Regions from separate parts of the Homo sapiens genome. Here region 1 is linked to region 2. A link is a loop called in an ENCODE intact Hi-C map of the cell type or tissue named here. Cell type or tissue: PC-3. All regions are shown on one strand. Links, peaks and the distances in the headings refer to the core of each region. The heading gives the core; the rest is flanking DNA.

Region 1 (16,555 bases), core at 7,313-12,312, 110 kb before region 2:
TGAGGTACAAATGGTAAAGATGCTAAATTATTTGCCCAGACTCATAGCCAATCTCAGGGAGATTTAAAATCAATGTATTCTATTAATAACTTTTCTAAAGTTTGCAAAGATGTTGGACTTTGGCCTCTCGAACCGTACAATGGAATCAGTCAGCAGGAGTCCCTTTCCCATTTGAAATTACTTATCAAAGGAGAATACAAAGGCACACACAAGTATAATTCAGACTCTCAGCCTCACTCATGATAAAGTGCAGTGATAAATATGGATACAGGTAAAAGATGATCAAGACATCTTGGAGTTCACAGCGTTTCTTTTCTGTGTGGTGAAAATGTGACATTGGTATGCTCTATTCGTTTCTCTAGAACTGGTAGGACAGTAGCTATGTTTTGGTGAATGAATGGAAACTAGAAAACACATACACTGCTTTTCTTTTTGGTTCTTAAGATTAGAGAAAAAACACATCACTGCTTCTATCATCTTTATTTTTATAATCTTTTATATCATGGAAGTATTTTATGTTAAATTGATAATTCCTTGACTTTTAGTTCATTCCCTTGATTTCCATTTGTAGATTCCAGCCCTTTCACACAGCCTTAAAGTTTCTGCTTCTTATCTCTTCTGAATTTTAAATTCCTAAATGAAACTTTCTGTTCCTTCAGTTTTAGGGCAGACTTCAGCTTCCCACACTTTGTGTGTCTATCATTTCATTGGTGTAAAACCCTAAAATCATTTCATTAGTGTAAAACCCTAAAGCCAGATACTTCAGCTGTTGAATTGATAACTTTTTAAAATAGCTAACCACAGAGGTTGTCTTTTGGTGATTGCCACAATCTCATAACAGAAGCAGGAGGGCGTTCTTTGTATTCTGTAAGAATACATAAAAAGACAGTTGGTCGGGCGCGGTGGCTTATGCCTGTAATCCCAGCACTTTGGGAGGCCGAGGCAGGCGGATCACGAGGTCAAGAGATTGAGACCATCCTGGCCAACATGGTGAAACCCCGTCTCTACTAAAAATACAAAAATTAGCTGTGCATGGTGGTGCACGCCTGTAGTCCCAGCTACTCAGGAGGCTGAGGCAGGAGAATCGCTTGAACCCAGGAGGCAGAGGTTGCAGTGAGCTGAGATTGCACCACTGCACTCCAGACTGCTGACAGTGAGACTCCGTCTCAAAAAACAAACAAACAAACAACAACAACAACAGAAGGAGACTGTCTTCTGAATCTGACTCTTAGTCCTTCTGGGACTAAGTGCCAGGTGGTTTTGTGGATTGGGATGGGGAACACAGTTACAATGAGGCCCTACAGTTTGTTGTAATTGTTACAGTAATCTGTGTATCTGTGTATTTTTCTCTCTGCACCTGACAGTGCCTGTATGTAGAAGGTGCACAATAAATATTCGTCAGTTGAATGAATAAATGGAAAACAGTATGAGGGAAGGGGAAATATTCTAATGTATATACTAAATTATTTAGTTCCTCTTTTTGTCAAAAGAAAAAAAAAGCGTAGAAAATGTGTTTCGGATTACTGTTCAAAATATTCTGTAGAGGTGTGTTATTTGCTTCTGTGATTATATGGTGTTCTAAACCACCTGGAGCCTGGCAGTAGCCTGTGCAGGTTCCAGTCAAGTGCAGCTTCACAACCTTGCTCCTACAGTCTGTTCTGGCTAGGCTAATTGGGCAGTTGGATTGATAGCCAGTGTTTTTGCATTAATAGAAGAACTTAGAGCTCTTGGCAATGGCCATGTCAATAGCATTGACCTGACTGCCCTTGTCCCTTATTTTGACGGTGGAAGAGGGGAGTTATCCCTTTTTAAGAGTACTTCTCCAGCAGTTCCTTCTTCTACACCTACATATATCTTCCTGTTTTCCTTCAGCTGTCTCTGTAACCCCAAGTACTAATGAATTCTTTAACATAGGCCTGGGCTGCAGAACAGAAGCTTACTTTGCTATTGAAACCAGCTTCTGACTAACTTACAATGTCAGCATGACTGCTCGAGCTGCCTAGAAGAGAAAATAATGCAAAGATCTCACTTCTGATTTGGTCTTTCTTACCAAAAACAAAAGAAGAAATGCCTAGCTTGGGATGTAAAGAATCTACATGACAGATGGGTGCGTCTGTCATCCCAGTGTGAGATAAGAGAAAAATGTAAGCTGATGCAGAAGAGACCTTGAGCTTTGGTGTGTGTTTAAGGTCTGTACTTTCTGGCAAGATAACCCCTTTAGAGAAGAGGGTGCTAACTTGGGCACGTTATAAAGGCAGGTCAAGGAATATGAAATTATGAATGTGTAAAGAGGACAGAACCAAGTACAGAGGGAGGCAGTGAAGTCTATCATTCCATGCTCTCAAATGTTAACTTTCTGCTTTATATACATAGCAATGCCTCATTTACCTAATGTTGGGGAGTAAGGTATTATATGTGAAAATTTTATTTTAGCTATACCTTTTGTGGAAAAATTTTTACAATATATGCTTTGGTTATTATTACTAGCATACTGGCAGTAGTTGAGTGAGGCTATGAGATGATCGAAAAATGTAGTTTGTTGTCCACTGTGCTTTTTGAATTATTGAATCTACTTGAGTCGATTCAGTAGTCAGTCTTTGTCTTCTTTCAGTGGTGGAAAGCTGCTCTTTTGCTGCTGTTAGTATCCTTGCTGCCCTCTTTTAAATTTGCAGCTTCTTATCTGTGGAGTAGGAGCTTCCTGACATTGAATGTAAAACAGCTAAATTGGCTTAGTTATGTTCTACCTGCTCTTCTCCAAGTTTTAGGGTATGAACTTTGTAACCACTTATTTTTGTTGCCCAGGGACGTTTTTGTTTGTTTGTTTCTTATCGTTGGTGTAGATAGTGAACGTGTGCTCTGTATAGGTGCATTTATGTTCCTGTAGTTTTCTGTAAAAAAAAAAACAAAATAATATGGAAGTACTTACTCGTGTGGGTTCTTGTTTCAGAAAGCACTGCCAATAATACTTGAAGATCTGATTTCAGCCCTGTCTTGTATCATCCTTGGGCAGTGTGTTAGACAACCTCCTTTCTTCCTTTTAGCATTTCCAAATTGTCTTTACTCTTAATCCCAGCCGATACTAGGAACCAGGTTGGCAATAGCAGTGGCCTTGAAAGGTGGAAGCAGGATATACAGAAGGTGGCAACTTTAAATTGAGTGTATATAATTGGTATACATATTCGCTATTTCTGCATCTTTTATATACTGTATACTTGAATTCATTGTAGGACTTATTTCCCCCTGTCTCTGAAAGAGGCAGTCTTTAAACCAGAGAGTTGCCAGTTTAGAAGAAATTCTTATAACCCTAAAGGTCTTTCTCCTTTGCCCTTCTCTCCTTTTATTCCACAAACACTTATCAGATGCCTCTTACAGGCCCTGCACAGTGCTAAGTTACTTGGAAGTACAAAGCGTGAGTAAAATCTATCCCATCCTCAAAAAACACAATATATTAGAAGAGACAGATGTGCCAAAAAAAAAAAAAAATGTGTGTGTGTGTGTTTGTGTGTGTGTGAGTTCATAGTATAACAGAGGGATCATGCCTGGAGCCACCTAGCCATAATTTCAGCACAGATCTGTTTGAGGTTCTCCTGCTTCTGAGAGTGATCTCCTGTGTGGGCTGTCAGCTTGACGTACCATAGAACATAAGGCTAAAAATGCGAGGTCTATTGTTGTATAAAGTTTATGTGGTTTTCCAAGAACTGTAGTGAATTGAACACTAAAGATGGAAAGCATATGAAAAGCTGAAGGAAAATGTTATAATATTTGTAATGCCGTATTTCAACACTATACAGGAATTACCTTCTATAATCTAGCCTTAAATGGTGGTTCTGTACTGACAGTTGTGCTGTGAAATACCTGGAACTTGGGAAGTGTCATTATACCTGGCTTATTTAAAGGAAAATGCAAATTGTTACTCATTTCCACGTAGTGTCAAGATTACTGCGTGTGTTGGTTTTTTAGAACAGAACTCGCTAGCAGTATGAGCTAAAGTTTTTTTCTTTTTCATTTTTCAAGGAAGAGGGTTGCCCTAAATCAAGGTTTAAATGGGACAGGTTGCAGAGATTGATTTTTTTTCAGTTCACTTATTGAAATTATTCAGTTATTGCCTATTTCATTTTTACTTTCACATCCAGCAAGAAAGACTACCTTAATGCTTCATTAATGCCTGGTAATGGTTTTAGTTGCCTTCCTTCAGAGGGAACTTGTTAGAGAATTTCATATAAGTGATTCTGAGTTTACAGATGTAAATAAATGTTTAAATGGAAGTGAAAACAGTAAGGAAAACCTGACACTTGGACCAATTTGGATTATGTAAGAATTAGATTTTCTACACCTGTACTCTTAAGTTACTCTTAAGGCTTATCTTAAGGGCTTTAGCACATGAAAAGCTGTCATCTTTAAAACACAGAACTAATTTTCCAAACTGAAAACAGTTGTGAAAGGCATTCTATTTTAGCCTTTTTTTGTGAAGTGGGATAAGTTCATGCTTCCCATCTGTTTCAGTTACATTGAGTGTGGTAGAATTGAACTTTGTAGAGAAGGGAAACAGGTTGGCCAAATTAGTGACAGCCTCCCAGTCTTCTGCTTTGCATGACACTCACTCTGAAGATATCTATTTGCCTAGTCTTATCTACCTCTCAAATTTAGGCAAGAATTTGGCTCAGAAATACAAGACTACTAATTACTACTAAACTCTTAGTAATGCAATGTGTGGATTTGGCCCCTCACTATGTAACTGAGAAGACAACATTATGGTATATTGATTCCAATGAGGGTTTTCTTTGTCATTTTTCTCCTCTCTGGAGGTCATCTGGGTTTTTGATATGGTGATAATGACTAGCAAGTGATTACTGTGGGTCATCCAGGCACTAATCTTAGCACAACACATGTAGAGGTCTCATTCTTTTTTTTTTTTTTTTTTTTTTTTTTGAGACAGGATCTTGCTCTGTCACCCAGGCTGGAATGCAGTGGCATGATCTTGATTCACTGCAGCCTCAGCCTCCCGAGTAGCTGGCTCATTCATTTTTAACAACCCTGTGAGTTAGGTAATAGTATTCTTGTTTCATTTTTTTATATGCAGAAACTGAGACCCAGAGAGGTCAGAAGTTAAATATCTTTCCCAAGACCCACATTAGGTGGTAAAGGAAGCATCCAGGCCTAGGCATTCTGAATCCAGAGGACATGCTTTTAACCCCTCTGCTACAGAAAGCTTATATTTAAAATAAGAAGGTGAATTAAGAAGCTATTTCTTAAGTGGATAATTAGCACAGAAAAGAAGAAAAAATATCTATAGATACTGATTAATGCTATTACTTAGTATTAGTTTTTATTTTTAGTTGAAGACCCTCATGTGAAGATGAAAGGAAGAATAGCATGCTGTTGTGGCAGGCAGCAAAGCAGGAGTGGGCTGGTTTTCCCAGGGTACTCAGCATTTACTGAGATAATAAACATGTAATGCTGTTTAATATTGGAGGTTTTGACTTTCTGGACATCTTGACTGTCACACAATACTAAAAGACTTCTGAATGCTCTTAATTTTACTTATCACTGCCACTAACCATCAGTAGAGACATTTATTTCTAGGGAACGGGGTGTAAACTCATAACAGTTAATAATAATATGCACAGTGCCCTACTGTCACTGCTAGTGAAAAATCAAAAGGGCAGTATACCAGACAGCCCACGGTAAAAGCGTGTGTGTGTCTAACTTTTTTTGCACTAAAAGATGTGATTTTTGCTATTTATGTTTTGGCTGAAGTACAAAAGTTAGGCTTTATAAACCGGACATGTGTCAGTGTGTGAATGTGTGAGGTTAGCCTTGATTGCTCTGCATAAGTCTAAGTAGGGCTCTGAAGTATGCAAGTGGATTTTAGTAAATGATCCAGTTGAGAATCTATTTCTTCTTGTGGTACCTTTAAGAGACTTTGTTAATTATGTATCTTTCTAAATATATACAATGAAAACAGAAAAATATAAATGACATGTAACTTTTATAATGAGTGTATTGCTCCTAGAAGCCATTAATAATAATTTACAAATATGACCTAACAATTTATCAAACCAATTTTTATTTGCACTTAATGGTTAATTTAGTGATTACTCCCTCCCTGAGATAATTGTTTTTAGTCACGTAATTTATTTCCCTATGTCTTCTCCCCTGGTATTTTTACTATCCCCAAAAGGAGTTGATAGGAGCAGAACAGATGTGAGAATGTTGGGTTTTACAAACTACCTCAAAATAATAGTGGGTTAAGACAATGATTTGTTATTTCTTTCTTTCTTTTTCTTTTTCTTTTTTTCTTTTGAGACAGTCTTGCTCTGTCACCAGGCTGGAGTGTAGTGGCGTGATGTCGGCTCACTGCAACCTCCGCCTCCTGGGTTCAAGCGATTCTCCTGCCTCAGCCTCTCAAGTAGCTGGGACTACAGGCATGTGCCACCATGCCCAGCTAATTTTTTGTATTTTAGTAGAGATGGGGTTTCACCATGTTGGCCAGGCTGGTCTCAAACTCCCTACCTTGGGTGATCCGCCCATCTCACCTCCCAAAGTGCTGGGATTACAGGTGTGAGCCACTGCGCCCAGCCTGTTATTTCTTATAATTATATAGGTCATCTGGTCTCACGTGTTCCTGCTCAAATGGTATAGGCTGGGGTCACAACAGTGACTACATTCTGCCAGACCACAACTGGGACTGGAATGTCCTTGAAAGTGTCATCTTCATGTCTGGCACTTCACCTGGGGTGACCAGGATAGCCAAGGGTTGGCTGGACCTCTCTCCATATAGATCACTTGGCATTTGGTAGTCTTAGCTTGAGCTTCTTTACATGGTAGCTAGATCCCGTGAAAGTGGAAGCTGCCAGGTCTCTTAAGACCAGGGCCCAGAACTGGCACACAGTCATTTCCACAACATTCTATTGTCAAAACAAGTTACAAAGCCAGCCCAGATTCAAGGGGAGGAAAAACAGACTCCACCTCTTTCTCTCTCTCTCTCTCTCTTTTTTTTTAATAATGGAGACAGGGTCTCACTGTGTTACCCAGGCTGGTCTCGAATTCCTGGGCTCAGGCAGTCCTTCTGCCTCAGCCTCCCAAAGTGTTAGGATTACAGGTGTAAACCAGCATGTTTGGCCCTGACTCCACCTCTTGATAGGATAAATTGTTAGTGTCTGTCTTTGCAGACAGTCTACAAAAAATTCAAATTCAAGTCTTACCTCCTATACTCACCAAACCTTCAGAGTTTTAGTCAAACCAATAATTACCAAAGTATTTTGTTAAAGGATCCTTGTAGTTCCTACTCAGGATCAAGGGCAAAGAGATTGTGTGCATAAATATAATTCTATACCAGTTAAGAAATCCTACCCCTTTGCCTCAGATCTCTTTTGTTGTTAGTCCTCTGCATGAAGCATTCTTACTAAGCATTTCCTTTGTGGTGCTTTGCATTTACAAGGCATGTTACATTCTACTTAAGTCATAAGAACCTGATTTGACCATTAAATTAGAAACACAAGAAGTGAAACTTATGTTTACTTTTACCATAACTTTCACTTTTAGTTGCTATGAGCAGAGGTTGGTATTTATTTCTTCTCTATGACCTCAGAGGTAGTATTGTGAGCTTGTCACTTAATCAGAGGGTGATTCAAGGGGACACTTCTAATAAGGCTTGGAATCTCATTGGTGGCTTGTAGGACCCTCTAGTAAGGTAGTAAGCGTTAAGGCCAGGTGTTCTCATGTTCCTTGGCAGCCACATACATTGAGATTTATCACATGATCTGTAGACCCCCACACCAACATGCTTTTCTGTAAATGTTCCTCCACCATCAGCCAGATTTTTTTTTAAGTACAATTTCCATTGTATTTTTCTCCAGAGAATGGTCTGTCTTCAGTCTTTAAGGACTCAGCTCCTTACACGGGCTTTGGTGGGGGTCGTGGGGCAGCACCCACAGGTCTAAATCGGGGTAGGGGTGTTCGGTCCTCGTGGGCTTCATGAGATTGATTCCTGACTACTTTGCTGTGAATTGCACAATTCACACAGTAATGTAGCTTCACAAACAGCTTGGGAAGCACATAGGCATTGAAGACGCTGCTTCAGAAATGTCCCTGACTGCTGTGGCCTCCACTATATTTCGAATGATGAATTTCTTAATGGCCTTGTCCTTAGGCACGCATCAGGCACAGTTCATGCAGCGAATGGCTGCACGTAACTGTGGCCCTTTTTGACATGACTTTTGTTCCTTCTTTTCTTTGTCATCTTGGAGGCATGGACCGGAGAGGAGATTCTTGAAAGAAGACTTTACATTAAGACCTCACTTTTTTTCTGTGGAATCTATATCTCTTCTCCCAAAACAACTTCATAGTCTTACGTTTGCCCTTATACAATATTTATCAAATGAGTAGGATGAGTGTGTTTGTGTGTGTGTGTGTGTAGAATGAAAGTGAATTAGCCGGCTGGGCGTGGTGGCTCACACCTGTAATCACAGCACATTGGGGGGCTGAGGTGGGCAGATCACTTGAGGTCAGGAGTTCGAGACCAGCCTGCCCAACGTGGAGAAACCCCGTCTCTACTAAAAATACAAAAATTAGCCGGGTGTGATGGCAGACACCTGTAATCCCTGCTACTTGGGAGGCTGAGGCAGGACAATCGCTTGAATCCAGGAGTTGGAGGTTGCAGTGAGCCGAGATAGCACCACTGCACTCCAGCCTGGGTGACAGAGCGAGACTCTGTCTCAAAATAAAAAAAGAAAGTAAGTAAATTAGCCTCCGTAGCAAGCCCCATATAGCTGATGGAGCTCAGGTTGAAACCAGGGTTCAGTGGGAAAATTCCTTGTAAAGGTCTACTTTCCAGAACTCCAGGCTGGGAGTTTATGCCAGCTTTTCATGTGAAAACTATTTACAGATATGCCATTTGTACTGCCTTTTTTATATTTAACACTTTTAAAGTTATGTTATTACCTTGAGTTTGTTTGTTCTTTGAGGTAGTTTCTGTTCTGCATAACAGAAACATTAAAATAAATGACCGTAATATAACTGGACATTGTTGCACTGTTTGAAGCATGTATCGGAGGAGCTGAGGGTGTGAAATAGAGCAGGCACATTCTTCTGAGAATGTTAGTGAGGTTTTTCGTGAATAGTTTGAATATACCCAGTGAATTTGCGTTTATTTCCTTAGTGTCTGAAATGGGGAATCTTTGGAAAAGTCCAGTTTGCACAATATAGTATACTCCTTGTCCCAAATAAAAAAGGAAGATTATATGGCATGGAAACCCTGTCTCTGGTACTTTCTCCTCTCTCACATATAAAGGAGTGAAGGGGATCATTCTAAGGAGCCAAGATTCTGAAAGGAGAATTAAGAACCATATGCAATAAGGTATTATACAAGGCCGAATGTAGTTAAGTACTGGCCGAAAGGAGGGAGAAGTTACTTTAAGAGTGTAAGGAGGGACGAAAAATTGCCTTAGAGATGGCCTTGGAGATGAGCCTTGAAAGGAGGCTCAGACTTTATCAGGAGGAGATTGGAAGAAATGTTAAGAGAAAGAGGAATTTTGAGGGACTACAGTGTAAGGAATGACAGAAGCAAAGAGCACCTACACATCAAGAGGAGGACCATAGCATGTTCAGTTGATCCATTGTGGCTAAAGCTGAGAAGAGGAACAATGGGAGTGATGTCTAACTTGGAAGCTATTTAGGATACAGCTTTAATGCCTTGCCAAGGAATCTAGAATCAAAGGTGGTTGAGTGATTTGAAAAATGATTTTGGCTGCATTATCTAGGCTGGATTGGAGAACCTGGAGGCTCAGGCATCAGTTCTTTCTGTGGTCCAAAAGAAGGTGATGAGCACTGAAGTTGGTGGCTGTGGAAATGAAAGACGGCTGTAAAGAACAATGACAAATTGCACTCTTACTCATTCCACCAGGATGTGGTGACTGTAATCACAAACATGAAAACTTGTTTAGTCTCTTTTTTTTTAACCTGCCCTCACTTAGAATCTGCAGAAGGAAATAGTGAAATAATAGAACCCTTCAGTTCCCTTAATATGAATTTATTTCTTGTTTGCTTGCTTGCTTTCTGTATGTCGGTCTTTTTTTTTTTTTTTTTTTTTGTGAGACGGAGCCTCACTCTGTCGCTCAGGCTGGAGTGCAATGGCACGATCTCAGCTCACTGCAACCTCTCCCTCCCAGGTTCAAGCTATTGTCTCCTGCCTCAGCCTCCTGAGTAGCTGGGATTACAGGTGCCCACCACCACGCCCAGCTAATTTTTGTATTTTTCATAGAGATGGGGTTTCGCCGTGTTGTCCAGGCTGGTCTTGAACTCCTGACCTCAGGTGATCTGCCTGCCTCGGCCTCCCAAAGTGTTGGGATTACAGGCGTGAGGCACTGTCCCCAGCCAGTTCCCTTAATGTAAATTTCTAACCTAGCTGAGTGAGTGAATTGTTTATGGCCCTGAATTGATGAATGTGTTCGTCTGAGGCCGCTTCAAAAGGAGAAGTTTTGAAATAAGTTTCAAAACTTAAAAGGACACAAACTTGGATTGTGGGATTGGACCGTTTTTCTTATCTGAATTTTGGAACTGTTAGAACTTCTTATTGCATTGATGATAAAAACAAAACAAAAAACCACAGCTCTAACCTTTGTGCAAAATGTTTGGATGTGATATATTTATATAGCACGAGGGGGAGGATTTTCTTCATTCTAAATGAATGAGCAATACGATTAAAAGTTTATGGGTTGGTCGGGACAGTGGCTCATGCCTGTAATCCCAGCACTTTGGGAGGCTGAGTCTGGCAGATCACCTGAGGTCAGGAGTTCAAGACCAGCCTGACCAACATGGAGAAACCCTGTCTCTACTAAAAATGCAAAAGCCTTAGCTGGGCGTGGTGGCGCATGCCTGTAATCCCAGCTACTTGGGAGGCTGAGGCAGGAGAATCGCTTGAACCCAGGAAGCAGAGGTTGTGGTGAGCCGAGATTGCTCCATGGCATTCCAGCCTGGGCAACACAAGCGAAACTGCATCTCAAAAAAAAAAAAAAAGAAAAAAGTTTATGGGTTAACCAGACTTTAGTCCTGAAGGATGTTCTGTAGAAAGTAAAAGCCTATGAAGCTGACCCCTTTGTGCCAGAATTGTATTGCATTTGTAGCTAGTGGCATCTGGAGATGCTGAAGAAGTGATTGTCAATACAACTAGATTTCCATATTGCCTTTTATCTCTGCAGCCTGAGAAGTGTACTGTTGAACAAGCACTTGAAAATGTTGTGTGGTTTAGGTTGCATTAGAACTAGCAAAAATCTCTGAAATCTTCTCTGCTAGCACTGCTGTTATCAGTAATCACAGGGAACTGTTTTACTGAGTTCCACACCAAACTTGATACCATCACAATTACATTTTAGATGCACTTGAATTGCCTTTGTTTCAGCTAATAGTGTTGTGTACCCTGGGAGATGATGATGAAACAAAACAGGTGGCAGGGAATAATTAGAATTTGAAATTAACTCTCACTTTCTGCTTCCTTCATGAACAGAAAAGGAGTGGTTAATCACTGAGAATAAACTTCATTCAGCTGGCCCACTGCAAAGTGTTGCCCTCAGAATACATTGCTCTGATAAGCTGCTTTTGATTGTTTCCAGTTGTTATTAAGGGAGCAGTATCACGTTTAAGTGGGAGTGTCTTAGCCTGAATCATTTGCTCTATTTTTTTGTATTGGTTTTATTTTTTGGATTAATGGTTTGAGTTGTTAAATGAATTGGAGAGTGAAGCAACATCCTGTTATCTTCTTGTCATCTTTGTCTTACCTCAGTGCTGTGCTGTCTGCAGGCATAGAGCAGAGCAAGCCTGTGCATGTTTTTAAATGGCCTTATGGAGTAGAAAGCAACCTCTCAGGATGCAAGTGAGACGGAATTGTATGTTCTTGACACCCTTGCAAAAATCTTGTATTTGGAGCCTTTTAACTTAAGAATTGCCCAGAGTGTGGTCAGCCCCATGCTAGAAGGAGCAGTTCTTTATGTCTGTGACATGAATATCCTTGTTATATGCTTGACCATTCCAGACGTAGTAGTGCTGCCATAGTACCAGGCTTTATTAGTTTTCTGGTTATATTCTGCTAATAGCTAGATGGTATGGGCATATTTTTTTCCCTTTACTTAATGTACCCAGTTTTGATTATCCATGGTTTGCAGGTATTTTAATTTTGAAAAATAATTGGCGAAGGACTAAGTAGAAATATGTGTCTGGGGTTGTATTTAAATACATGAGCAGCAGATATGACACGTCCAGGATCGCTGAATACTTGGACTCAGAGACAGCTATTACTCTCCTCTGCACCCTGTGGCATTTTATTTATTTATTTATTATTTTTTTTTATTGATCATTCTTGGGTGTTTCTTGCAGAGGGGGATTTGGCAGGGTCATAGGACAATAGTGGAGGGAAGGTCAGCAGATAAACAAGTGAACAAAGGTCTCTGGTTTTCCTAGGCAGAGGACCCTGCGGCCTTCCGCAGTGTTTGTGTCCCTGGGTACTTGAGATTAGGGAGTGGTGATGACTCTTAACGAGCATGCTGCCTTCAAACATCTGTTTAACAAAGCACATCTTGCACCGCCCTTAATCCATTTAACCCTGAGTGGACACAGCACATGTTTCAGAGAGCACAGGGATGGGGGCAAGGTCACAGATCAACAGGATCCCAAGGCAGAAGAACTTTTCTTAGCACAGAACAAAATGAAAAGTCTCCCATGTCCACCTCCTTCTACACAGACACGGCAACCATCCGACTCCTCAATCCTTTCCCCACCCTTCCCCCCTTTCTACTCCACAAAACCGCCACTGTCATCATGGCCCGTTCCCAGTGAGCCGTTGGGCACACCTCCCAGACGGGGTGGTGGCCGGGCAGAGGGGCTCCTCTCTTCCCAGCAGGGGCAGCCGGGCAGAGGCGCCCCTCACCTCCTGGACGGGGTGGCCGGCCGGGCGGGGGGCCAACCCCCCCACTTCCCTCCCGGACTGGGCGGCTGGCCGGGCAGAGGGGCTCCTCACTTCCCAGTAGGGGCGGCCGGGCAGAGGCGCCCCTCACCTCCCGGACGAGGCGGCTAGCCGGGCGGGGGGCTGACCCCCCCACCTCCCTCCCGGACGGGGCGGCTGGCCGGGCGGGGGGCTGACCCCCCTACCTCCCTCCAGGACGGGGCAGCTGGCCGGGCAGAGGGGCTCCTCACTTCCCAGTAGGGGCGGCCGGGCAGAGGCGCCCCTCACCTCCCGGACGGGGCGGCTGGCCGGGCGCTGATCCCCCCACCTCCCTCCCGGACGGGGCGGCTGGCCTGGCGGGGGCTGACCCCCCACCTCCCTCCCGGACGGGGCGGCTGGCCTGGCGGGGGCTGACCCCCACCTCCCTCCCGGACGGGTTGGCTGCTGGGCGGAGACGCTCCTCACTTCCCAGACAGGGTGGCTGCTGGGCGGAGGGGCTCCTCACTTCTCAGACAGGGCGGTTGCCAGGCAGAGGCTCTCCTCACTTCTCAGACGGGGCGGCCGGGCAGAGACGCTCCTCACCTCCCAGACGGGGTCACGGCCGGGCAGAGGCGCTCCTCACATCCCAGACGGGGCCGGCGGGCAGAGGCGCTCCCCACATCTCAGACGATGGGCAGCCGGGCAGAGACGCTCCTCACTTCCTAGATGGGATGGCGGCCGGGAAGAGGCGCCTCCTCACTTCCTTGATGGGATGGCGGCCGGGAAGAGGCGCTCCTCACTTCCTAGATGGGATGGCGGCCGGGCAGAGACGCTCCTCACTTTCCAGACTGGGCAGCCAGGCAGAGGGGCTCCTCACATCCCAGACGATGGGCAACCAGGCAGAGACGCTCCTCACTTCCCAGACGGGGTGGCGGCCGAGCAGAGGCTGCAATCTCGGCCTTTTGGGAGGCCAAGGCAGGCGGCTGGGAGGTGGAGGTTGTAGCGAGCCGAGATCACGCCACTGCACTCCAGCCTGGGCACCATTGAGCACTGAGTGAACGAGACTCCGTCTGCAATCCCGGCACGTCTGGAGGCCGAGGCTGGCGGATCACTCGCGGTTAGGAGCTGGAGACCAGCCCGGCCAACACGGCAAAACCCCGTCTCCACCAAAAAAATACGAAAACCAGTCAGGTGTGGCAGGCTGAGGCAGGAGAATCAGGCAGGGAGGTTGCAGTGAGCCGAGATGGCAGCAGTACAGTCCAGCTTCGGCTCGGCATCAGAGGGAGACCGTGGAAAGAGAGGGAGAGGGAGACCGTGGGGAGACGGGAGACGGGAGATGGGAGACAGGGAGGGAGAGGGAGAGGGAGACGGGAGACGGGGAGGGAGACAGGAGACGGGAGACGGGCCGGGAGAGGGAGACGGGCAGGGAAAGGGGAGAGGGGAGAGGGAAAGGACCCTCTGGCATTTTTAGGAATTGTTGTCTTACCAGAATGAGAACCAAATACTGGTGGTTTGGGATATGCAAAAGTCCTTTATGGATTTTGAAAGTTAAAAAAATGAAAGTTAAACAATTATGTATAGCTTGCTCTTTTGTTTTTGTTGTGTTTTTCCTCATTGTTTTGGTTATTAGGCATGTGTAGCCAACCTCATGGCTCCTAGATGGCTTGCATTCCAATTAAAATAGAAATATTTGCTTTAAAATTTTCAGTGTATGTGGTTCTTGCTTATTAGTGTCACAGGATCCTTGGGGTGTCACTTTGCCAGTGAGAAACCTCTGTGGCCGTGGTGCCTTCTGCCTGAGTAGTGCTTGTGCCCACTGGGCTCGTTCTACCCACTCAGCCTTGCAGGCCGTGCTCAGCTCGTACTACTGGCCTGGATCTTATACCTGCCAAGGGCAAGCCAGGTGCAGAGCAGCAAGGGGTGTGTGGACAAGCTAGCATGGGGTCTGGCCACTGTACACAGCCACGCACGCTGGGGCTGCTGTGGTGGGGTAGGCAGCTCCAAGCATAAGCACAGCTGCCGGTTCTGTGTGAGTCTGCAGCTGGACCAGAGTATCACATGCAGCTTCTGCTGCGGGTGCCCATGTCTGGACAAGGGGAACATGGTGGCATCCAGAAACTTGGAGACACCAGGAACCTCAGAACCCCAAAGAGGATGTCACAGCCCTGGCTCGGGGAGACCCTAGGTCTGAGCTCCACAAAGGGCCCCAGCTCTTCTCTCTTTCTGATTGCCTACCACATGGTGAGCAGGGGGTGTGTTTCAGCCCTGTTTGCATTACAGCTCTTTCAGTCCTGCCATTTGGTGGGTTCTGAGTTCTTGTCCCATGCCCCACGCTGACAACTGGGGGTGAGCAAAGTGGAGAGGAGCTTCACTGAGCAATAGAACAGCTCTCTGGAGACCCAAAGTGGATAGCTCTTTCTGCAGCCATGTTGTTCTGATGAGAGTCTAGCTTTCAGTGGAGAGGAGACCCACAGTGGGTAGATCCCTTGTGCACGCAGGTTGTCCGGATATCTGTTTGAGTCTGGCTGAGTGCAGGGTTTTTATGAGCTCAGAAGAGAGGAAGTGTGTGCTGATTGGCCCATGGGTGGCCATGGGTGGGCCCAGAAAAAGCACCATAAGTTCTCACTGTGGTTTGCGGACTCTTAACCAGAACCGACAGCCCAGCCCCCATGCTTCAGGCCATCCCTGGCTTGAAGGTGGGGCTTCACTGGGGACCCATCCCTTTCCGCCCAGGAGCCTGCCTCCTGCCACCATTCATGTCATCCACAGTGCCCAAGCTGTTTGTACCAAGGGATGCCTGCAGGCCTACACTGAGCCATCCTCAGTCCTCCCTTGGCCTCCCTCCCATGCTCATTGGTGCCCAAAGTCCGGAGTGGGCTGAGACAGCAGGGGCCTGGTGTATCAGCACTGCCCCAACCACATATATACAGGTCACGACATCACCTGGGCTTTGCCACAATTTTGCTCCACCCCAGAGTGGGTGCGGGGAGTGGGGAGAGGCCAGGCAGCAGGAGTGGCATTTTGGAGCCTGTGGGTGTAGCTGTGGCTGGGTGGCTGCAGCTGTACCCAGGAACACGGGGCCCCTGCTCCACCATCTTGGAAGAGGGCAGGGCTCCCACCTGTTCCCAGCTCCTTCCAGCTCCGTGGAGTGTGCAGCCCTGGCCATGCCTCTCCCACTGCAGCTGGTGTCTTCGCAGCAGCTGCTCCAGTTGGGCCACTGCTGCCATCATTAGGTCCTTCTCCAGATTAGTTAATTTTAAATTATTGAACCTTCTTGAGCTCAAGAATAGAAAGCCTAAAAGGGTGAGTCATATATTAGAGGCTTACAAAAGATTCAGGGGTGGAAGGACAGAATTTTTGATCAAATTTTGCTTTGTACTTGGGCTTGCAGGAACTGTGGAAGGTGCATCAGTGAAGAAATGGACCAATGTGTATAATCATGGAATCTCCTTGCTAACCATCACCACCAGCTCTCCTTAATACATGAGCAAGAGTGGGTCAGGGGAGAAGGAAAAGAGGTCAACATGAAGCTAAAGCAGCGAGTCGTGCTGTTAGCAATTCTCCTTGTCATTTTTATCTTCACCAAAGTTTTCCTGATTGACAACTTAGATACATCAGCTGCCAACCGGGAGGACCAGAGGG
Region 2 (15,924 bases), core at 5,460-10,459:
GTGGGGGGGTCAGCCCCCCGCCCGGCCAGCCGCCCCGTCCGGGAGGGAGGGAGGTGGGGGGGTCAGCCCCCAGCCTGGCCAGCCGCCCCGTCCAGGAGGTGAGGGGGCGCCTCTGCCCGGCCGCCCCTACTGGGAAGTGAGGAGCCCCTCTGCCCGGCCAGCCGCCCCGTCCAGGAGGGAGGTGGGGGGGGTCAGCCCCCCATCCGGCCAGCCGCCCCGTCCAGGAGGTGACGGGCACCTCTGCCCGGCCGCCCCTACTGGGAAGTGAGGAGCCCCTCTGCCCGGCCAGCCGCCCCGTCCAGGAGGGAGGTGGGGGGGGTCAGCCCCCCGTCCGGCCAGCCACCCCGTCCGGGAGGTGAGGGGCGCCTCTGCCCGGCTGCCCCTACTGGGAAGTGAGGAGCCCCTCTGCCCGGCCACCACCCCGTCTGGGAGGTGTACCCAACAGCTCATTGAGAATGGGCCATGATGACAATGGCGGTTTTGTGGAATAGAAAGGGGGGAAAGGTGGGGAAAAGATTGAGAAATCGGATGGTTGCCGTGTCTGTGTAGAAAGAGGTAGACATGGGAGACTTTTCATTTTGTTCTGTACTAAGAAAAATTCTTCTGCCTTGGGATCCTGTTGATCGGTGACCTTACCCCCAACCCTGTGCTCCCTGAAACATGTGCTGCATCCACTCAGGGTTGAATGGATTAAGGGCGGTGCAAGATGTGCTTTGTTAAACAGATGCTTGAAGGCAGCATGCTCCTTAAGAGTCATCACCACTCCCTAATCTCAAGTACCCAGGGACACAAACACTGCGGAAGGCCGCAGGGTCCTCTGCCTAGGAAAACCAGAGACCTTTGTTCACTTGTTTATCTGCTGACCTTCCCTCCACTATTGTCCTGTGACCCTGCCAAATCCCCCTCTGCGAGAAACACCCAAGAATGATCAATAAAAAATAAATAAATAAATAAATAAATAAATAAATAAAAATAAAAATAAAAATACAAAAATTAGCCAGGCATGGTGGCACATGCCTATAATCCCAGCTACTTCGGAGGCTGAGGCACGAGAATTGCTTGAGTCTGGGAGGTGGAGGTTGCAGTGAGCCAAGATCGCCGCTGTGCTCCAGCCTGGGTGACAACAGAGTGAGACCCTGTCTCAAAAAAAAAAAAAAAAGGCTTCATAACTTCTACATGATATACACACAGAAATTCCTGTTGTAGGTTGGCTCTGTAATTCTCCAGTTTCAGAGTTTCATATTCCCTTCTCTCAAAAAGAATATATATTTAAAATTCCAGTTAATTCAATTTTGTTTTACATTATGATAAACTTAAAAAAAGTTCTGATATCATGGAAAGTTAAAGTAGTTATGTTGTTCCTTATTTAAATGCAGAATTATGGTGAATGGGAACAGCTGTATTCTATACCAAGATAGCCAATTTGGGATGACCAAATCAACAAAAATCCATATTGTAAAAAACATTCTTCAAACCGGTTTCATATATCGTATTTGTCTTTATTCTAATGCAAAAATTATCTACTCTAGCAGAATTTCCACTGGCTACAAAATGCCAATCCTTTATTAAAATGAAAAAAATGCCAAAAAAAGTACAGAAAATATCCATATTTATTAGCACCCATTACTGAACACTACATAATCCACACTTATAAATATATATATATATTTTTGCCAGTGACACTGGTAACACATTACAATGTTTATAAATACTCTGTTTAATGATTATCAGTTTATTTAATTATTCGTAGTACAGGAAAAGTTCCCCTTGTTTGAAATTATAAGAGAAAAACTCAACAGTAAAAAGAACTTTGGTACTATCAACAACCAAGTTAGAAATAGTAATAAGCAGAAGCCAACTCTTAACCCCTATCAGGACAAAACCAGCAAATGTCATATAGTTATACCTTACTTTGTGAAACTCAGTATATTAAATTTTAAAGTTTACAAAACAGTAATTTGATCACCCTGAGGGTGAGGACAGTGATGCAATATTGAGCAGCTTCCTGGGCTCACACAATCAGGAGCTGGCCAAGAACTGGATTTCCACAGTGGACATAAGGGGCGCCACGGGCACTGTGGAGCTGCTGTGGGCCACTGACTGGAGGCCAATTCTGGACCGGGTGCCTTACATCCACAGCAAGTTTAAGAAGGATGATTGATTAAACTGATGCCTCCATGAACCCCTCTGCTGTCAGGTGGTGCCAGCTCCTCCCATGTCAGCGCCTGCTGCATCTGCAACAGCCCAAGCTCTCAGGATGGACGCTCAGGGAATCTACAGTGCAACTTAAGATTTCTTGTATTTCTGAAAACAGCTGGGGTGTTTTAAGCACACAGCATTAAACCTCACTATGAAACCTGCCCCCTGCCTGGATATTAATCATGCTGATAACTCAGTTACTTTGATTACAGCTCCAGAGAATGACCCAGGGATCTTTTCAAGCTCCAAAATGCTGCCAGTTTAGGAGAGTTTTCCAGTGGCTGTCAGATATTGTTTAATTATTATTATTGAGACAAGGTCTTGCCGTGTTGTCCAGGCTGGTCTCAAACTCCTGAGCTCAAGCGATCCACCTGCCTTGGCCTCCCAAAGTACTGCGATTACAAGCACGAGCCACCGCGCCCAGCCTGTTTAATTATTTTAAATGTTTATTGGGGAAAAAGAAATCCCTAGTAATTTGAGTGAATACCACATGCAAGGCACTGTGCTGGGCTTCAGAATATAAAGATGAGAAATCACTAATAACACCATTGGGACTCAATATGCAAAACTATCATCCATCCTTCCCTCCAAATTTGTTTCTCTCACTGAATTCCCCATTTCAGTTAATGGCAATTCCATCTTTTCAAATGTTGAGGCCAAAAACCATGGAATCCTTCATGGCTCTGAGAGGTGACAGTGTGCTGGCAGTCCTCACAGCCCTCGCTCGCTCTCGGTGCCTCCTCTGCCTGGGCTCCCACTTTGGTGGCACTTGAGGAGCCCTTCAGCGCACCGCTGCACTGTGGGAGCCCCTTTCTGGGCTGGCCAAGGCCGGAGCCCACTCCCTCAAGCTTGCAGGGAGGTGTGGAGGGAGAGGCGCCAGCAGGAACCGGGGCTGCCTGCCGCGCTTGCGGGCCAGCTGGAGTTCCGGGTGGGCGTGGGCTTGGCGGGCCCCGCACTCACACTCGGAGCAGCCAGCCAGCCCTGTCAGCCCCGGGCAATGAGGGACTTAGCACCTGGGCCAGCGGCTGTGGAGGATCTACTGGGTCCCCCAGCAGTGCCAGCCCACCGGTGCTGCGCTCAATTTCTCGCTGGGCCTTAGCTGCCTTCCCGCGGGGCAGGCCACCCACCCAGCAGTGGCAACCCACTCGGGTCCCCTTCCACACTGTGGAAGCTTTGTTCTTTCGCTCTTTGCAATAAATCTTGCTACTGCTCACTCTTTGGGTCCACACTGCTTTTATGAGCCGTAACACTCACCGCAAAGATCTGCAGCTTCACTCCTGAAGCCAGCAAGACCACGAGCCCACCGGGAGGAACGAACAACTCCAAACGCGCTACCTTAAGAGCTGTAACACTCACTGCAAAGGTCTGCAGCTTCACTCCTGAGCCAGCGAGACCACGAACTCACCAGAAGGAAGAAACTCCGAACACATCTGAACATCAGAAGGAACAAACTCCAGACACGCCACCTTAAGAGCTGTAGCACTCACCGCGAGGGTCTGCGGCTTCATTCTTGAAGTCAGTGAGACCAAGAACCCACCAATTCCGGACACAGCTCCCTTCTTGCTCTCACAAACAACATCCAATTCACTCAGAAATTCCATTGGCACTGCCTTCAAAAATATATCCAGAATCTAACCACTTCTCATTCAGTACCACTTCATGACCACCATCATCTAGGTAAGGGGACCCCAACCCCTGGGCCACAGACAGGTCTGTGGCCTGTTAGGAACTGGGCCACACAGCAGCAGGTGAGCAGCGGGCCAGCGAGCATTACCGCTTGAGCTCCACCTCCCGTCAGATTAGTGGAGGCATTTGATTCTCACAGGAGCTGAAACCTACTGTGAACTGCTCAAGCAAGGGATCTAGGTTGAATGCTCCTTATGATAATCTAATGCCTGATGATCTGAGGTGGAACAGTTTCATGTGAAACCACCGCTCCCCACCCAGTCTGTGAAAAAATTGACTTCCATGAAACTGGTCCCTGGTGCCAAAAAGGTTGGGACCACTGATGTAGACTATTTCACTAGACTCCTGATTTCCATGCTTCCGTGCTTGTTCCCTACTGTTTATTCTCAACATACCAGCCATCTTTCAGAGCATAAGTCAGATTGCTACTCCTCTGTTCAAGACTCTTCAAAGGTTCCCCATTTTAGAGTAAAAGCTAAAATCCTTAAAGGCCCTGCAAGGTCCTTCACAATTGGTCTTGCCCAGCATCTCCTGCTGCTATTCCTCTACCTTATTCTGGCCACTGACATCAATGCTATTGCTTGAACAAAGCAGGCACACTTCTGCCTCAGGACCTTTGCGCTGGCTTTTCCTTTTGCCTAAAACACTCTTCCCCATGACATTTCACCAAATGTTACCTTCTCAGTATGTCATTCTCTGATTATTCCATTTTAAAGTACATCTATTCTTGATAACACTCTCACATCCCCCACTGACTCCTTTCCTGATTTATTTTATCTCCATAGCTCTTATTACCACCAAACATAGTGTATAATTTACTTATTTATTATTATATTCATGTATCTAAGTCTCCTTGCTAAAATGTAAGTTTTATGAGGACCAGGATTGTTGTCTGTTTTGTTCACTGAACAGTGACTCCAGAACAGTGTCTACATATAAGAGGCTCTCAAAAAAGATTTGCTGAATGAATGAACTATGTATACATCCTTACTCACAGAGGATGCTATGAGAGGAAAGAATATAAAACAAAACTCTAGAGTCTGGCAAGGTTTCAGACTTAAAATTAGATAAACATTTAAACTGGATGAACGCAGGCCAGGCACAGTAGCTCATGCCTATAATCTCAGCACTTTGAGAAGCCAAGGCGGGAGGATCACTTGAGGCCAGGAGTTCAAGACCAGCCTGGGCAACATCATGAGACTTCATCAGGTGTGGTGGCTAGCGTCTGTAATCCCAGCACTTTGGGAGGCCGAGGTGGATCACCTGAGGTCAGGAGTTCGAGACCAGTCTGGCCAACATGGCAAAACCCTGACTGGGTGTGGTGGCGGGTGCCTGTAATCCCAACTACTCGGGAGGCTGAGGCAGGAGAATTGCTTGAACCCGGGAGGCAGAGGTTGCAGTGAACTGAGATCAGACTGCTGCACTCCAACTTGGGTGACAAAGCAAGACTCTGTCTCAAAAAAAAAAAAAAAAAAAAAATTAAGTATTGGCTGGGCATAGTGGCACACAACTGTAGTCCCAGCTACCCAGGAAGCTGAGGTAGGATTGTCTGAGCCTGGGAGGTTGAGCCTGCAGTGAGCCAAGATCACACCATTGTACTCCAATCTAGACAATAGAACAAAACCCTGTCTTTAAGAAAAAAAAAAATTAGATTAATAGGAATTCTGCACTGATGACAGTAGAGTGACAGACTGTCAATACGCAAGGACATGTTTATAATAAGGGGAAACTCTGAACCCAAAAGAGGACTCTTAAAGACAAGTCAACTTCCTGAAAGTTGTGTTATCTGACAAAAGGAGAAAACAGAATGAGATCTACAGCACGATTTTATGTAAATTTAGAAGATATATGCAGGCCAAACAATATTATATTTCTGAAATATGTAAAGTAATAACTATAGGATAAAAGTAATTTTTGAGGCCAAAGTACTAAAAGAACCACAACTTAGAAAACAATCCTTCTTATTCCCCATTCCCCTTCTTCCCGTCTCTGGTTTTACGGTCTTTTTGGTTGAGTCAAAAGATCTTATTTCCTTCCTTTCTTCTTTCTTCCCACTCCTCTTTTGTTCTCAAAGAACTTAGGGTCAATTTCCTGCACAATCTGTCTGCACAGGATATCCACTTAAACACCATTCTACCCATTAGCACCAAACAAAAGGAAAACTTTTTCAAAGAGAAAAACACCCTAACATTTTTCTGAAGCTAAGAACGAACATATTTTGAATCATAAAGAGTAAGGGAACTAAATGAGGGGGAACAAGATAAGGGATAAAGGCAAAAACAAAAGAAAACAAAAGCCTGTGGGAAGAGCAAGTAAATGTCAGTGTTACCCAGTAGCTATAGTCTATGTCACTTTCCTCATTGGTTAAGACAGACATGTCTGGATGATTCAGATGTACTGTATACGCCCAAATGCAAGTGTGTGGGCTGGGAATGGTTTATTTTTGAACAAAATGAAATGACTACTATAAATTAGGTAACTTAGATATCAAGTTAACTTATCTTCCATTATTCACTGCTATAGAGGTAGATCAGAGATTTAAGATGGGATAAGAGAAGACTGATTTTCACTCACATGTAAAGAACCTAGATAACAGAAATATATTATCACAATTTAAAAAAGGCATTTTTTTTCTATTGCTACAGTTGCAGGCTACAACAAAAATAAAGCAAAACAGAATAGCCACTTGTACAAAGTAAATTATCATGATTGAAAAAGTTAAAACCCAAAATAATAAAACTGAAATTGAGAAAATTCCTAAGCTTCATGTTTAATTTTATTAAAAATACTTTTCACCAGTTAGTCATTCAGTAACTTTTATCAGTTTAATTAGAAATTTGTCAGGTAGTAATAGGAGAAATTAATATTACAAATTTTTAGTTTAGGCATTTTCAAGTATTTTATAAACATTATCTTGCCAGAATTCTACTTTATCTGACTGTATATTCTCTAAGAAGCTAATAAGTTTTAATAACTTCTTTTAAAAATTATGTAAGGTAAATTATTCAACAGTTTTCAATATAGCTTAAGTTCTTCACATCAAGCCATCTATATCTTATTATTACAAAATACTACATATTATCCATACATTCTTCCATTCAGTATTTATTGAGATCCTACTATGAGATATTCCCCCAAGAAAGCACACAAACTTTCACTGACCAAGAATGAAGACAAAAACAGTAGCAGATAAGATGAATTTTTTGAAATCTTCATTCACACTTGATTAATGTGGTTATCAAGCCTCCCTGAAACTATCAACTCTGAACCATACCTGTTAAGTCGGGTAGAGCAGATTCTGAGGCCTCAGTGCACAGGCAGCAAAGTGAAGTGTCCTGATCTCTGCCATAACTATTAGGTGGAAGGAGAACTGTCCCAAGGACCATACCTCTGCCCAGAAGCACAAAAGTTAAACTGTTCTGTGTAAAGAGGAAGTCTTAGAATTCCATTCTCTGACAAGCAATACCACATGCATGTGACATTTACTCATGTACTCAGTGGCCAGAGGGAACCAATAAAATGGTGAGCATTCACAATTCCCAAAGTGGGTGGAGAGTGACCTAAAGGAAAATTTCCAGCAATCCGCAAAAGACTGAGTCAGAATGGAGTTACTTCAAAATCTCTGAGAACACTTTTAAAATGTAAGTAAAATAAAAACCAACATATATATGTATAACAAATAGCCTAATAATAAAACAATGTAGAAGTTAATATATCTCTATTTTATAGGGAGATGATGAGGTGAGACTAGAGAGAAAAGTTTCCTTGGAGAAAATCTGTTTACAATAAAACACGAAATACACTTTTAAAAGAAAGGAAACGCCTAACAAGACTCATCTTTTACATCACTTAAATAGTTCAAGAAACCACAAAGCCAAAGTCAAAGAAATAGCTGTGATCTGATTCATGAGCACAGAAGCCAAGAAATAACTGCCTTTGCTAACAATCTGGCTCTATAGCTTAATAAAGGTTAAAAACATGGCAATATAGTGTTGAAAACTTTTGAGTGTTAAAAGTTTATTTACTTATTTATTTTTATTTACTTATTTATTTTTTGAGACGGAGTCTCGCTCTGTCGCCCAGGCTGGAAGGCAGTGGCGCGATCTCGGCTCACTGCAACCTCTACCTCACGGGTTCAAGTGATTATCCTGCCTCAGCCTCCCAGGTGACTGCGATTACAGGCGCCCGCCACCACGCCCAGCTAATTTTTTGTATTTTTAGAAGAGACGGGGTTTCACTATGTTGGCCAGGCTGGTCTCAAACTCCTGACCTCGTGATCCACCTGCCTCAGCCTCCCAAAGTGCTAGGATTACAGGCATGAGCCACCATGCCCAGCCTGAGTGTTAAAAGTTTTTAAAGCAAAAAGCCCAATCTTTGTTAATAAACAGGAACAAAGTTAAAGAAAATTTAAAAACCTGAAAATGATAGTACTTTATGAGAATTAAACTAGTAAAACCTACAAATAATACATGACTTTAATGTATGATCTACAAAAATAATATTAAAGAGCGTTTGTAGGCCAGGGGCGGTGGCTCACGCCTGTAATCCCAGCACTTTGGGAGGCAGAGGTGGGTGTATCACAAGGTCAGGAGATCGAGACCATCCTCCTGGCTAACACAGTGAAACCCCACCTCTACAAAAAATACAAAAAATTAGCCCGGCATGGTGGCGGGCGCCTGTAGTCCCAGCTACTCGGGAGGCTGAGGCAGGAGAAAGGCATGAACCCAGGAGGTGCAGCTTGCAGTGAGCCAAGATCGCGCCACTGCACTCCAGCCTGGGCGACAGAGCGAGACTCCATCTCAAAAAAAACAAAAAAAAGAGTGTTTGTTTAACTGTGTATCTGAGAACACTCATTCACTCAATAAATATTTATTAAGCACCTACTATGTACCAGCCCCTGTTCTAGGTCAATATAAGTAACAGGGTAAGATAATAGGATGACAGGACTGAAACAGCCTTAGAGAAAATTGAAAAATAAAATGGTAACTTAACCTTATTAGAGAAAGAATAACTTTAATGTAGGTAATTATTAACTATTTAAAATAACAAAGCTTATGTTTTCAATAAAATTATCCTTTATAAAGCCAGTACTTTCAACATCAAGGGACAAATAAAAGAGTTAGATGACTAAAGGTTACCACAATTATGACTAAGAATTTCAAATACCAGATTGAATATCTCATTCTCCGGATTATAGAAAAAAAGGTATGGGAAAGGATCTTCATCATCCACATTCTATCCATATGTAGACTCTATACCATATGGTTTACTATTTAATCAATAAATCTTCTATTTAAATTACCAATAATTAGTAGTTACATTTTCAATTACTTATAGCATAATTTGGAATAAAGAGGAGATAAATGGATAAACAAAAGGTGGTCTATACATATAATGAAGTATTATTTAGCCATAAAAAGAATGAAATGTTGATATATGCTACAATGTAGATGGGCCTTGAAAATATGATGCTAAGTGAAATAAGCCAGACACATCAAGGCAAATATTATATAATTCTACTTACATGAAATATTTAGAATTTTTCTAGTTCTGGAAGTCTAGTTCTGCAAATGGATGGCTATACAACATTATGAATATATTTAATCCTACTAAACTGTACATCTACGAATAGTTAAAATAGTAAATTCTGATACTTTGTCATAATTAAAAATTAAAATTACTAAGGTCTCCAAAGGCCTTTTGTTTATGTTATAGCTATCAGTATTTACTATATTTGAAATTAAACCTGAAATTTTAATGAGAAATTTGAATACCTATTAATTCTAAAATAACAATAAACCCATTATGTTAATAACATATTTTTACCAAAAAGAAAACTATTTTCAAAAAAGAATTAAGAAGATAAGAGTAGCATTTTCAGTTTTTGCAAATCTCTTTAATAGGCTGAGGTGGAAAAGTGCATTACTTTAATGAACGTGACAAACTAAGGCCAGAAGCAAAAGAAGAATCTAAGCAAAGATGAGGAGGAGCGGGGGCATTCTGAGTAGACAATGTAGCAAGTTCAATGCAAAAACTCTGAGGTAGGAAAAGAACCTGGTATGTACAGGAAATAAGAAGTGTGGCTACTGTTACGGAAGTCAAAAGATGAGCATGAAACAAAGTAAGGTAGACAGGGGCTGGCCAAATCAAGTGCTTAGGGATTTAGGATTCTATTCCAAGTGCAATGGAAATCCAGTGAACAGTTTTAAGCAGGATGGCCATATGGTCTGATCTCCATTTTTTTTTTTTTTTTGAGACAGGGTCTTGCTCTGTCTCCCAGGCTGGGGTGCAGTGGCGTGATCTTGGCTCACTACAACCTCCACCTCCCAGGTTCAAGCGATTCTCCTGCCTCAGCCTCCTGGGTAGCTGGGATTACAAGGTGTGCACCACCATGCCTGGCTAATTTTTGTATTTTTAGTAGAGATGGGGTTTTGCCATGTTGGCCAGGCTGCTGATTTCCATTTTTTAAAAGACCATTATTACATGAAAAAAAATGAATTACATTGAGAACCAAATTAGAAGCAGAAAACTATGCAGTAGTTCAGCAATGGGATCATGTTGGCTTAGAATAGGATGGTGGCAGTGGAGACAAAGAAAAGTGGAAGAACTTAACGATATGGTTTGAAGAGGGAATCAACAGGGCTTGCAGATTACTTGGATACAACATAAGAGAGAAGGAGAAAATAAAGAACGGCTGCCAGGTTTTAGGCTTAACTGTAACTGGGTAGATGGCCATGTAATTCACTGAGAAGCAGCAGTAGCACAGGTTGAGTATACCTTATCCAAAACACTTGAGACCTGAAGTGTTTCAGGTTTAAAATTTTTTCAGATTTTAGAATATGTGCATATATATAATGAGATATCTTGAGGTTGAGTCCCAAGTGATATGGTTTGGCTGTGTCCCTACCCAAAATCTCATCTTGAATTGTAATCCCCATAAATCCCTACGTGTCAAGGGCAGGATCAGGCGGAGATAATCGGATCATGGAGGCATTTTCCCCCATGCTGTTCTCGTGATGGTGAGTCTCACAAGATCTGATGATTTTATAAGCGTCTGGCATTTCCTCTCCTTGTACTCACTCCATCCTGCCACCCTGTGAGGAAGGTGCCTGTTTCTCCTTTGCCTTCTGCCATGAGGAAAAAGGAAAGGAAAAAGATATATCACCCCAAAATATGTCTCTGACATAAAAATTATTTTTGAGCCTAAAGCAATGAATAGGGGAAAAGCTCTCCATATCCTCTTGCTTTTCTACCTAAAGACAGGATACAAATTCTCCTTTACTGGTGACAACTATAGACTCTTATCAGCCCAGAGATGGCCTGAGCCTGGGAGGTTGAGGCTGTAGTGAGCCAAGATCACAGCACTGCACTCCAGCCCACATGACAGAGCCAGACCCTGTCTTTAAAAAAAAAAAATTTAAAAAGTAGGCTAAGAACATGAACAGACATTTTCCAAAGATGACACATAGGTGGCTAACAAACATATGAATAAATGGTCCAATCACTAATCATCAGAGAAATGCAAAAAAAAAAAAAAAAAAAAAAAAAAACCAACTGATGTTGGCAAGGATGCAGAGAAAAGGGAACACTTATTCACTGTTGGTGGAAATGTAAGTTAGCACAACCTCTACGAAAAACAGTATAGAAATTTCTCAAAGAACTACAAGTAGAACTATACTTCAATCCAGCAATCCCACTACTGGGTATCTACCCAAAGGAAAAGAAATCATTCTATCAAAAAGACACTTGCACTCCATATATTTATTGTAGCACTATTCACAATAGCAAAATCATGGAATCAACCTAAGTGTCCATCAATGGATGACTGGAGTTTTTAAAATGTGGTATAGATATACCATGGAATACTACTTAGCCATAAAGAAGAATAAAATCATGTATTTTGCAGCAACATGGTTGGAACTGGAGGTCGTTATCCTAAGTGAAATGACTTAAAAACAGAAAGCCAAAAACCCTATGTTCTCATTGTAAGCGGGAGCTAAACAATGGTACACATGGACATACCGAATGGAATAATATATTCTGGAGACTCCAAAAGGTGGAATACTACCTATTGGGTCCCATGTCATGTATGCTATTCAGGTGATGGTTACACTGGAAGCCCAGACTTCACCACTAGGCAATATATCCATGGAAGAACTGCACTTGTACCCTCCAAATCTATAAACTTTTTTTAAAAAAGCAATAGAGAGACCTCAGCTTTTGCAAGATTAACTCTCTTTAGGTTAGTCAATAATAGTATAAGTACATGTTGTTTTATTATTCTTTGCTTTACTGTGCTTTGCAGACGCTGTGTTTTTCACAAATTGAAGGTTTGTGGCAACCCTACATTGAGCAAGTCTATCAGCACCACTTTTCTTTTCTTTTTTTTTTTTTTTTTGAGACAAAGTCTCACTCTATTGCCCAGGCTGGAGTGCAGTGGCATGATCTCAGCTCACTGCAACCTCCACCTCTCAGGTTCAAGCAATCCTCCAGCCTTAGCCTCCTGAGTAGCTGGGACCACACGTGTGTGCCATCACCCCCGGCTAATTTTTGTATTTTTTTGTAGAGAAGTGGTTTCACCATGTTGCCCAGGCTGCTCTCAAACTCCTGAGCTCAAAGCGATCTGCCCACTTCAGCCTCCCAAAATGTTGGTATTACGGGTGTGAACCACCGCACCTGGCTAGCACCATTTTTCCATCAAGTGCTCACTTCATGTTTCTGTGTCACCTTGTGGTAATTCTCACAATATTTCAAACTTTTTAATTGTTATCATATCTATTATGGTGATCTGTGATCAGTGATCTTTGATGTCACTACTGTCATTGTTTTGGGGCGCCACAAACTGCGCCATAGGAGACAGCAAAATTAATCATGACCACTCCACTGATCAGCTGTTTCCCTGTCTCACTCCCTCTCCTCAAGCCTATTCCTTGAGACACAACAATACTGAAATTAGGCCAAAACTGGGCACAGTGGCTCACGCCTGTAATCTCAGCACTTTGTGAGGCCGAGGTGGACAGATCACATGGTCAGGAGTTCGAGACCAGCCTCGCCAACATGGTGAAACCCCGTTTCTACTAAAAATACAAAAATTAGCTGGGTGTGGTGGTGCATACCTGTAATCCCAGCTACTCAGGAGGCTGAGGCAGTAGAATTGCTTGAACCTGGGAGGCAGAGGTTGCAGTACGCCGAGATCATGCCACTGCACTCCAGCCTAGGCAACAGAGCAAGACTCCGTCTTGAAAAAAAAAAAAAGGAAAAAAAAAAAAAGAAATTAGACCAATTTATAATGGCCTCTAAGTGTTCAAGTGAAAGGAAGAGTTGCATGTCTCTAACTTTAAACCAAAAAGTAGAAATAAGTTCAGTGGGCAAGAATGTCAAAAGTTGAGATAGGCTAAAAAACTACGTCTCTCGTACAAGTTAGCCAAGTTGTGAATGCAAAGTAAAAGTTCCTGAAGAAAATTAAAAGTGCTACTCTAGTAAACACAAACATGATAGGAAAGTGAAACAACAGCCTTACTGCTGATATGGAGAAAATTTGAGTGGTCTGCAAACCAGCCATAACATTCCCTTAAACCAAAGCCTAATCCAGAGCAAGGCCCCAACTCTCTTCAATTCTGTGAAGGCAGAGAGAGGTAAGGAAGCTGCAGAAGAAAAGTTTGAAGGTAGCAGAGGTTGGTTCATGAGATTTAAGGAAAAGAAGCCATGTCCTTAACATAAAAGTACAAGGTGAAGCAGCAAGTGCTGATTTAGAAGCTGCAGCAAGTAAGAAAATCTAGCTAAGATCACCGATGAATGTGGCCACACTAAACAACAGATTTTCAGTGTAGATGAAACACCCTTCAATTGGAATAAGATGACATCTAGGACTTTCATAGCTAGAGAGGAGAATGTCTAGCTTCAAAGGACAGGTTGATTCTCTGGTTAGGGGTGAATGTTGCTGTTGACTTTAAATTGAAGCCAACGCTCATTTGCCATTTTGAAAATCCTAGGACCTTTAAGAGTTACACTAAATCTATTCCACTTATGCTCTATAAATGGAACAACAAAGCCTGAATAAGAGCACATCTATGTACAGCATGGTTTAGTGAATATTTTAAGCCCACTGTTGAGACCTACAGCTCAGAATAAAAAAGATTCCTTTCCAAATATTACTGCTCATTGATAATGCACTTGGTCACTTGGTACATTTAATGATATGTTGTTTTCATGCCTGTGAACACAACATCCATTCTGCAGCCCATAAATCAATGAGTAATTTCAAGTCTCATTACTTAGGAAAAACATTTTGGGCCGGGCATGGTGTCTCATGCCTGCAATCCCAGTACTTTGGGAGGCCAGGGTGGGAGGGCTGCTTTAGGCCAGGAGTTCAAGACCAGCTTGGGCAACATAGTGAGACCCCATCTCTAAAAAAAAAATTTTTTTTTTCTAATTATCCAGGCATGGTGGCGCACACCTGTAGTCCCAACTATTAGGGAGGCTGAGGTGGATCACTTGAGCCCAGGAGGTCAAAACTGCAGTGAGCCATGGTACACTGTACTCCAGCCTGGGCAGCAAAGCAAGACCCCGTCTCAAAAATGAAACAAAACATTTTATACAGTAATAGCTGCCACAGTCAGTTCTCTGATGGATCTGTTAAAATCAATTGACAACCTTTTAGAAAGGATCTACCATTCTAGATGCCATTAAGAGCATTCATCATTCATGGGAAGAGGTCAAAATAGCAACACTAACAAGAGTTTGGAATAAGTTGATTCCAATCTTCATGCATAACTTTGAGGAGTTCAAGACTCCAGGGGAGAAAGTAATTGCAGATGTGGTGGAAACAGCAAGAGAACTAGAATTACAAGTGGAGTCTGAAGATGTGACTGAATTGTTGCAATCTCATGACAAAACCTGAACGGATGAGGAGTGGCTTCTTATGAGTGGGCAAAGAAAGTGGTCTCATGAGATGGAATCTATTCCTGGTAAAGATGCTGGGAATACTGTTTAATTATGACAAAGAATTTGGACTATTACATAAACTTAGTTTGCAGCAGCAGGATTTGAGAGGATTGACTCTAATTTTCAAAGAAGTTCTACTGTAGGTAAAATGCTGTCAAAAAGCACTGCATTCTACAGAGAAATCTTTCATGAAAGAAAGTGTCAACGGATTTGGTAAACTTCATTGTTGTCTTATTTTAAGAAATTGCCACAGCCACCCCAACTTCCCAACTTCCCAACTTCCAGCAACCACCACCCTGATCTCAGCAGCCATCAATGTTGGGGCCAGGCCTTCCACCAAAAAAATGATTTGCTGAAGTCTCAGATGATCATCAGCATTTTTTAGCAATGAAGTATTTTTTAATTAAGGCATGTCCTTTTTTAATAGACATAATGCTAATTACACACTTAGTAGACCACAGTATAGCATGAACACGACTTTTATATGCACTGGGAAACAAAAAAAAAATTGTTTGACTCATTTTATGGTGATACTCACTTCATTGCAGTGGCATGAAACCAAACTTGCAATATCTCCAAGGTATGACTATAGTTAAAGAGGATAGTTCCCTACCTCTCATACACTCACATTCACAAAAAATCAAGATGGCGTTTTAATCAGAACTATGCTTATCCTCCCCCTCTGTGTATTCAAATCCTATATTTCTTTCAAGGTATAGTTTAAGTTCCTAGATTCTCCTTGAACCTGACCTCTGGTCATTTCAGATTAAGTAATCTCTTCCTTTGCCTAAGCTCAAAGCACCCATTGCCTAAAATAGCAATTGTTATACTAATATGGGACATCCTCTATACTATATTTAATATAATTTATACATCCTGTTTTTATGTCTTTTTTTCTCAAGTTTCTGTAGGTACAGAATCAATGCTTCCAATGAAGTCAGCAGAGTGCTTTGCTAATAATTGACAAAAAAAGGATTAACTCATTTTAAAAATCCAGTACGTATGAGACTTCTTGCCACAAAAAGTAAAAGCTGTAACAGCATTTTTCTCTTTTTCTACATCAGTATTTCTCAACTTTTTTTTCATAACCATTAC

The links. A loop is a pair of places that touch in the nucleus more often than their neighbours do. Peaks named below come from ENCODE experiments on the same cell type or tissue, not always from the same donor. Only the 100,000 strongest peaks of a DNase experiment are listed, where the experiment ranks them.
Region 1: it touches region 2 in a loop (5-fold over the local background); 1 of 110 quality-filtered maps calls a loop at or near these places.

What each region holds. Positions count from the first base shown.
Region 1 is chr1:179,027,411-179,043,965 of GRCh38, forward strand. It overlaps FAM20B (FAM20B glycosaminoglycan xylosylkinase), which reads left to right. Exons shown (of 8, transcript NM_014864.4): 2 at 16,305-16,555. The coding sequence starts at 16,438. It also overlaps the pseudogene RPS26P16. Among named protein-coding and RNA genes, the nearest start is that of FAM20B, 9.8 kb to the left of the region's middle. RefSeq lists an enhancer at 1,320-2,195 and a silencer at 1,964-2,258. In PC-3, for the core only: no CTCF peak of the experiment used is centred there; DNase peaks (open chromatin) are centred at 9,861 and 10,661; H3K4me3 peaks cover 738 bases; H3K27ac peaks cover 3,439 bases.
Region 2 is chr1:179,135,774-179,151,697 of GRCh38, forward strand. The region is part of intron 1 of ABL2 (ABL proto-oncogene 2, non-receptor tyrosine kinase); the gene reads right to left. Among named protein-coding and RNA genes, the nearest start is that of TOR3A, 62 kb to the left of the region's middle. RefSeq lists enhancers at 3,045-3,551, 6,870-8,069. In PC-3, for the core only: no CTCF peak of the experiment used is centred there; DNase peaks (open chromatin) are centred at 6,278, 7,388 and 7,768; H3K4me3 peaks cover 2,056 bases; H3K27ac peaks cover 4,590 bases.